Regions from separate parts of the Homo sapiens genome. Here region 1 is linked to region 2. A link is a contact called in ENCODE Hi-C or POLR2A ChIA-PET data. All regions are on one chromosome and are shown on one strand. Each heading gives the region's core, a stretch centred on a gene start or an enhancer-like site at or near the end of the contact. The rest is flanking DNA. Distances are from core to core; before and after follow the strand shown.

The links. A loop is a pair of places that touch in the nucleus more often than their neighbours do. ChIA-PET counts read pairs that join two places held with the same protein, here RNA polymerase II (POLR2A). Pooled maps may share reads with other maps.
Region 1: a loop to region 2 is called in a pooled map, with 4 times the contacts of the local background. The contact joins the enhancer-like site here to the promoter of RPL9 in region 2. A Hi-C loop is called at or near these places in 1 of 50 pooled maps. POLR2A ChIA-PET finds 5 or more read pairs at or near these places in 2 of 52 experiments (MCF 10A and activated T-cell).

Annotation. Positions count from the first base shown.
Region 1 is chr4:40,654,022-40,658,036 of GRCh38, reverse strand. No RefSeq gene overlaps it. Among named protein-coding and RNA genes, the nearest start is that of RBM47, 26 kb to the right of the region's middle. Within about 2 kb of position 1,481, at least 3 of the 41 ENCODE cell types and tissues checked have a DNase peak (open chromatin) inside an H3K27ac peak, as active enhancers do.
Region 2 is chr4:39,456,946-39,460,840 of GRCh38, reverse strand. RPL9 (ribosomal protein L9) reads left to right here and starts at 1,919. Exons shown (of 8, transcript NM_000661.5): 1 at 1,919-1,950; 2 at 2,401-2,447; 3 at 2,532-2,647; 4 at 3,160-3,255. The coding sequence starts at 2,402. It overlaps LIAS (lipoic acid synthetase), which reads right to left and starts at 1,785. Exons shown (of 11, transcript NM_006859.4): 1 at 1,679-1,785; 2 at 1-51. The coding sequence starts at 1,723. RefSeq lists enhancers at 1,258-1,307, 1,678-1,972, 2,168-2,918 and a silencer at 1,688-1,737.

The DNA of each region.
Region 1 (4,015 bases), core at 232-2,731, 1.2 Mb before region 2:
CGCCCTCCTGAGTAGCTGGGATTATAGGTGCCCGCTACCATGCCTGGCCAATTTTTTATATTTTTAATAGAGATGGGGTTTCACCATGTTGGCCAGGTTGGTCTCGAACTCCTGACCTCTGGTGATCTGCCCGCCTCAGCCTCCCAAAGTGCTGGGATTACAGGCGTGAGCCACTGCATCTGGATAGAAATATTATTTTCTATGTCCACAATTTAAGCACTCTATACATAACAACTCATGAATCTTTACAGATATTCTCCCATATAGCTTGGTGCATACGAATGTGATATTGAAGTCTGTATGTGTCAAAGTAAAAATTATTGTGGGAAGCCTGAGCACGGTGGCTCATGCCTCTAATCCCAACACTTTGGGAGGCCAAGGTGGGTGGATTACTCGAGGCCTGGAGTTCAAGACCAGCCTGGCCAACATGGTGAAACCCAGTCTCTACTAAAAATACAAAAATTACCAGCCTGGCCAACATGGCGAAACCCCATCTCTACTAAAAACGCAAAAATTATCACCCTGGCCAACATGGTGAAACCCCATCTCTACTAAAAATACAAAAATTACCAGCCTGACCAACATTGTGAAACCCCGTCTCTACTAAAAATACAAAAATTAGCCAGACATGGTGGCAGGCGCCTGTAATCCCAGTTACTCGGGAGGCTGAAACAGGAGAATTGCTTGAACCCTGGGAGGTGGAGGCTGCAGTAAGCCGAGATTGCACTAGTGTACTCCAGTCTGGGTGACAGAGTGAGACTCTGCCTAAAAAAAAAAAAAGATTGTGGGAGCACTAAAGGTGGAAGGATGGGGAAGGCAGCAGCACTGTGAAGAGAAAACTGTTATGGAAAGCGGGAGATTCATGTTTTGCTTGAGCCACTGATGAGTTCTCTGGCCTTCAGAGTAGTTCTCTGAGACTTTGTTTTCCTCACCTGTGAAATGGAAGCATTTGGCCAGATAAGTTCTAAAGTCCCTAACATGTTTGAAAAGTGCTAGGACTTTTTTTTTTTTTTTTTTTTAAGACAGGGTCTCGCTCTGTCACCCAGGCTGGAGTGCAGTGGCACAATCACAGCTCACTGAAGCCTCGAACTTCCTGTGCTCAGATGATTCTCCCACCTGAGCCTCCGGAGTAGCTGGGAAAATAGGCACACGCTATCATGCCCGGCTAATTTTCAATGTTTTCGTAGAGATGGGGTTTCACCATGTTGCCGGAGCCATTCTTGACTGAACTCCTGAGCTCAAGCGACCCACCAGCCTCGGCCTCCCAAAATGCTGGCATTACAGGCGTGAGCCACCATGCCCAGCCTGAAAAGTGCCATGACTTTTTAAGGGAATTTAAGAGATTAACGTAATTAGCAGGGCAGGAGGAGGGCTCCCCAGATGAGTATTGATACCTCAGTGGGACCAAGACTCCCACACTGACTGTGCCACCTGTTTGAGTGGTCTGATTACCCACATCCTCTTTTGAAGGAGCTATGCCCCATCCCTTTGCACGGAGACTCAGTTTCAAGTTAACGTGATCCAGTTCTAAAAGGCCAAAGAGATTCTTTGCTGGCCTTGATACTCATAGGAACATTTTGCCACCTATTTTATTCTGATCACAACCCAGAATTCCTGCACTGATAGATTACTGAGTCTTTTGATTTATTTTTTTGCAGAAGTAAAATCTGGCAGCTAGTAATCTGGTTATTTTCTGATCCTTGTGGCCAGATGGCACTTTCGATGTTAAAACTGTTCAGAGAAAGAGGTTTCACAATGTTCTATACCTTCTCTGCACTGTTTCTCACATATCCACATTTTTGATGATGCAAACTTTTTTCTGAGCCCAGAAACTTAGACATTCAATGATGAAAACTGATGCCGGAAGCTCCCAATGTCTGGTTAGCCAGGGATCATCCTCCAAACCCTGTTTGATTAGACATTCGATACAATGATTTATAGTTCCTGTTTAGATATTCACTTTGATGATGAGCATTTAAAACTTTTTCCATTACAGTTGTTATTACTGCATGATAACCATTATTGTTGCATTAATAATGAATATCGTATAGAACACTTGCATATTGTCATTTGCAGAGTATCCTTTTATATTTGCCTTTTTTGGGCCGAGCACACTGACTCATGTCTGTAATCCCTGCACTTTGTGATGCCAAAGTGTGAGGATCTCTTGAGGCCAGGAGTTAGAGGCCAGCCTGGGCAACAGTGAGAACCCATCTTTATCTATAAAAAAAATTACCGGCCAGGCCCAAATAAAGCAAATTTAAAAAGATACTCTGCGAATGACAATATACAAGTGTTCTATACAATATTCATTATTAATGCAACAATAATGGTTATCATGCAGTGGCTCAGGCCTGTAATCCCAGCACATTGGAGGCTGAGGCGGGCAGATAGAGGTCTGGAGCTCAAGACCAGCCTGGATGATATGGCAAAACCCTGTCTCTACCAAAAATACAAAAAATTAGCTGGGTGTGGTGGCACGCACCTATGGTCCCAGTTACTTGGGAGGGTAAGATAGGAGAATCCCTTGAACCCAGGGAGCAGAGGTTGCAGTGAGCTGAGATCGCACCACTGCACTCCAGCCTGGGCGACAGACAGACGGGGAGACCTTGTCTCAAAAAAAAAAAAAAAAAATTCTACCCAAGCCTTTCCACTGTTTTTTTTTTTTTTTTTTTTTTTTTTGAGATGGAGTTTTGCTCTTGTTGTCCAGGTTGGAGTGCAATGGCGTGATCTTGGCTCACTGCAACCTCTGCCTCCCGGGTTCAAGCAATTCTCCTGCCTCAGCCTCCCGAGTAGCTGGGATTACAGACATGTGCCACCATGTCTGGCTAATTTTATATTTTTAGTAGAGATGGGGCTTCTTCCTGTTGGTCAGGCTGGTCTTGAACTCCTGACCTCAAGTGATCCGCCTGCCTCAGCCTCCCAAAGTGCTAGGATTACAAGGGTGAGCTACCGTGTCCAGCCTCCACTGTTCTTTTGGGTGCCCTTGCCACCCAAAATAACTCTTTTAGTGCAATACAAGTACCTAGTTTTCAGCCAGGCGCAGTGGCTCACGCCTGTAATCCCAGCACTTTGGGAGGCTGAGGCAGGTGGATCACGAGGTCAGGAGATCGAGACCATCCTGGCTAACATGGTGAAACTCTGTCTCTACTAAAAATACGAAAAAATTAGCAGGGCGTCATGGCAGGTGCCTGTAGTAGTCCCAGCTACTCGGGAAGCTGAGGCAGGAGAATGGCGTGAAGTAAAATCTCCAGGGGAGGCAGAGCTTGCAGTGAGCCGAGATCGCGCCACTGCACTCCAGCCTGGGCAACAGAGCAAGACTCCATCTCAAAAAAAAAAAAGTAAAAGTACCTAGTTTTGTTATCTAACTTATTAAAAAGATACTTGTTTTTTAAAAATTTTACATGCTGTTTCCCTTATTTCTGTTTACTTCATAATCTTTCTTCTTCTTCTTTCTCTTTCATTTACTAGAACTCAAATTAGAGAGTTTGAAATGCGTAGCAATACAAATAGTTCTTGGATTGATTTCTGACTCATCATCTTTTAGCCAAACAGCTTGAAATTACAATCAATTGCCTATCTCTTTGGCAGCCTCTGAAGACTCCCTTAGATTTCTGGAGCTGGGAGTTCTTTTTGGTGTTATCTAGCACAGCTTCTTCATGAAACAGAGGAGAGTAAAGGGGGTAAAGTTACCGCAATAAGTTCAAACGAGTAAAGGGAAAACTAGAGGAGTCAGAACTAGAACCCGCACGTGCAATATTCCAGCCCAGGTTTTTTTCTTCTTCCCTTTGCTCTTCCATGAGTGCTATCCCTCCTCTATCCTTTTACTTAAACGAATGTATATTATCTCCTTAATCCCATGTGATGGATTCAAGGGTGATTTTATTTTAGTTTTTATTTTTTGAGACAGAATCTTGCTCCGTTGCCCAGGGTGGAGTGCAGTGACGCCATCTCAGCTCACTGCAACCTCCAACTCCTGGGTTCAAACGGTTCTCCTGCCTCAGCCTCCCGAGTA
Region 2 (3,895 bases), core at 670-3,169:
TGGCAAGGAGCTTAACGGTCTGACTGGGCTGCAAAAATATCTCCCAAATACCTAAAGAAAGAGTTAATTATGACGTTTATTTAGTGGAGTCCGTAATAATTTAGTTTTAACCCATCATAACACCTAAACGGAAGGGTAAAGCCAAAAAAGTGATTCAGAAATTATGTCAAACTAGGAGCTCTAGTATTCTAGGGCATTAGAATATAAAAGATGACTGAAGGAACCAAACCTAAAAGAGAGTAAGAGTTGACTGTTTACTACTGAGTTTAGAATAGATTTGGAAATCTGTTTTTTTTTTTTTTTTTTTGAGACGGAGTCTTGCTCTGTTGCCCAGGCTGGAGTGCAGTGGCGCAATCTTGGCTCACCGCAAGCTCCGCCTCCCGGGTTCACGCCATTCTCCTGCCTCAGCCTCCTGAGTAGCTGGGACTACAGGCGCCCGCCACCACGCCCGGCTAATTTTTTTGTATTTTTAGTAGAGACAGGGTTTCACCATGTTAGCCAGGATGGTCTCGATCTCCTGACCTCAGGTGATCCACCTGCCTCGGCCTCCCAAAGTGCTGGGATTACAGGCGTAAGCCACCGCACCCGGCCCGAAAATCTCTGGAACTAACATATATCACACTTTCATGTACTCCACCTACCAGGAACTAGATGTTTGTCTTTCAACAAGATTGAACTGCAATAACTGAAGAAGGTGCCACAGTTTAAAACTGTTCTGGTCCTGACTTGAATCAGGGGCGTTTAAAGTGAAGTGTGCAATAAATCTCTCGAGCTTTGAATAATTGTTGAAACGTAGGTTAATAATGCCCAATTAGTTTCAGACAACTGGAAGGTTAAAACCAAGCCTAACGTTTTTACTTTCTTTTTCTTTTTTTTTTTTTGAGATGGAGTCTCGCTCTGTCGCCCAGGTTGGAGTGCAGTTGCGCGATCTCGGCTCACTGCAACCTCCGCCTCGCGGGTTCAAGCGATTCTCCTGCCTCAGCCTGGCGAGTAGCTGGGACTACAGGCGCACGCCACCACGCTCAGCTAATTTTTGTATTTTTAATAGAGGCGGGGTTTCACCATGTTGGCCAGGATGAACGTTTTTACTTTCTAGGTTACATTGTTTCTGTGTTTGAACGTGGCAGTCAAGAACATAAGAAATCATGGTATTCGGCTTTTACATCTGAACACAAACGTGTATGAGATAGCCAAAACACTACAAAATCCACGAGTCTGCACATGTATCTCAAAAGAACCTTCGACAACTCAAAGAGTGCCTGTTAGGGTGTTGCACGATTGCTACTGCACTTCTCAATGTCTGCCGCTGAAGCCTAGCGGACAGGTTTGTGTTCTCTGCGGCTAGAGTGGTGTCTCACACACAGTAAGAGTCCAAGACAGAATAGCTATGTGGGGTGCTCACTGCAGTGCTCCATAAATATAGGGTACAAACCACTCTAAGCAGAAAATAAGTCCTCGGTGCTGGCCCAGAGAGACTTGCAAACAAACTGATGCCAGAGACTCTATATCATGGGGCTGGCGGGATAATTACATGAGATTACACGAAAAACGTTTAAAACTGCCGTTGGCTAGTAGTAAATGTTCAGTAAATGCACTGGCCTTTATTATTGGGCATGGGCGCTCTGAAGGGATAGGATCCCCCCACCCCACGCCCAAACCCGTTCGCCCCGCCGCTCACCCGGGGCCCCAGGGTGCGGGCTGCATCCCCGCAGCGTAGAGACATTTCCTCTTTAGGACTAGCGCAGTGCAGGGGTTGAGGGATCGCTAACTCCCGGGAAAGGACAGGTCGAAATTACGTCGCTCCATTTATGACAAGCAGCCAAGCTGCTCCACGATTGGCTGCTTTAGCCTTACGTGCGTCGCGCACTCATGACGCAATACGCAGGCCCCTTACGCGATACAAGTACGTAATGACGACAGACGTTCTTTCTTTGCTGCGTCTACTGCGAGGTAAGGATGTTTCTGTGCTCGTGGGGGTACTGGGAATCTGAAACCATCTGCTCTGGGAAAGGCTGCGGCGCGGCTCCCACTCTCGGAACCTTGTCCTGTTTGTCCCCCAGCTCGGCAAGCGCCATATGAGCCTGGCGGCGCCAGATGCGAATCCTGTTGTGGGCTTTTTGGCCTATTCCCGCCCCTCAGTCTTGCCGGGATGGCACCGCCCGCATAGGACTTCCAGGGTTGGGCTGAGTGGGAGTTCGACTGCTGGGCCTCGTAATTCTCGCTTTGGGGCTGCTCCTTCCAGGCTGGGACACACTGGGGCCCGCTGTCGGTCTCCCGTCCTCCGACATCTTGTCTGGAACTTCCGCCTGGCAGTCTCCAGTAGGAGTGGAGCTCTGTGCGGCGTAGTTTGGTGGAAAAACGGGCCTTGCGTCGGCCTCACCCCCAGTGTTTGTGTTTCAGAATGAAGACTATTCTCAGCAATCAGACTGTCGACATTCCAGAAAATGGTATGAGACTTGATGTCTTTTACTTACATCTTTACTGCACGTTCCAAGCGTTGTGTGGCCTGACGAGTGTGTTCTCTCTTCTAGTCGACATTACTCTGAAGGGACGCACAGTTATCGTGAAGGGCCCCAGAGGAACCCTGCGGAGGGACTTCAATCACATCAATGTAGAACTCAGCCTTCTTGGAAAGAAAAAAAAGAGGGTGAGGGTTTTTCTTCTGATAATTCAGTTGCTCGTTGGAAGGTGGTTTATAACAGCATCACATTTGGTTGCTTTAACAATTTTCGAATTAAGGTTCAGTGCTTCAGCTTTAAATGTTGCTGTCCAGAATACCAGCCTGTTCAGTGAAATTGAAAAACCAGATTCTGAACACAGCCAATTATATAAAGCTCAAATGTAATAGTGGTCATCAGTGACACGTCTTAATGGTGTTAGAAGTTTGGTTTATTTTCCTAGTGATTGCTTTGTAAAAATCACAGGAACCGGCAGTAGGTCATTTAAACCTGATGATTTAATTTTCCAGAAGGGAAGTTTGTTGCAACTTCTACAAAGCTTAACTGTTGGGAGGTTTTATAGGTGGTTGGATTTTTCCAGTTGAAAACCATGTGCTTTGATAAGGGTTAATTCTAGAATCTTAAAGTAATTCGGTAAGTGGTCTGTTGTCTTTTAAGCCTGCATATTTCTGGAAAGAATACATTTTTTGTTCTGTTACAGCTCCGGGTTGACAAATGGTGGGGTAACAGAAAGGAACTGGCTACCGTTCGGACTATTTGTAGTCATGTACAGAACATGATCAAGGGTGTTACACTGGTAAGCAGATGTATCAGACTTCCTTGTTTTGGAAAGGGAGGTTTCTCAAACCTGTGCTTTATACAGCGTAAGTGTCTCTTTCAGAGAATGGGTCATGTATTTTATTTGGTGTAATACGCAAGAACTTGGCAAAAATAGGCATCTGTGGGTCTTTAAGCGATAGAGCTGAGAGCAAAGACCAGATGGGTACAACATGTTTGTTTTTTTCTGTTGTTGGGTTTTTTTTTTTTTTAATCAAGGCTGGGGTCTCGCTATTTTGTCCAGGCTGAGCTCAAGTGATCCTCCCACCTTGGCCTCCCATAGTACTGGGATTGCAGGCATGAGCCACCATGCATGGCTAGATGGGTACAACTTTTAAAAAGTAGGCTAATGATGAATTTTCATACCTTCCGAATTCTTTAAGATAGGAAATCTACAGTTGCAGTACTAGTTGGTAGTCACATCTCACCATCAGGACCCCTTGTTGGGATAGAAAAAGATGTAGTTTCTGAGTTTTCTGTCTGCTGCCATAATGTATGTCATTATTCTTTCCAACCCACCGTCTCTCCCCTCAAGATAAAAAGTTCATGCTGAAATGGTTTTCTTTGCATTATACCTTCTAGAATGCACCTGATAATGGCACCCTGTACATCTATTATAA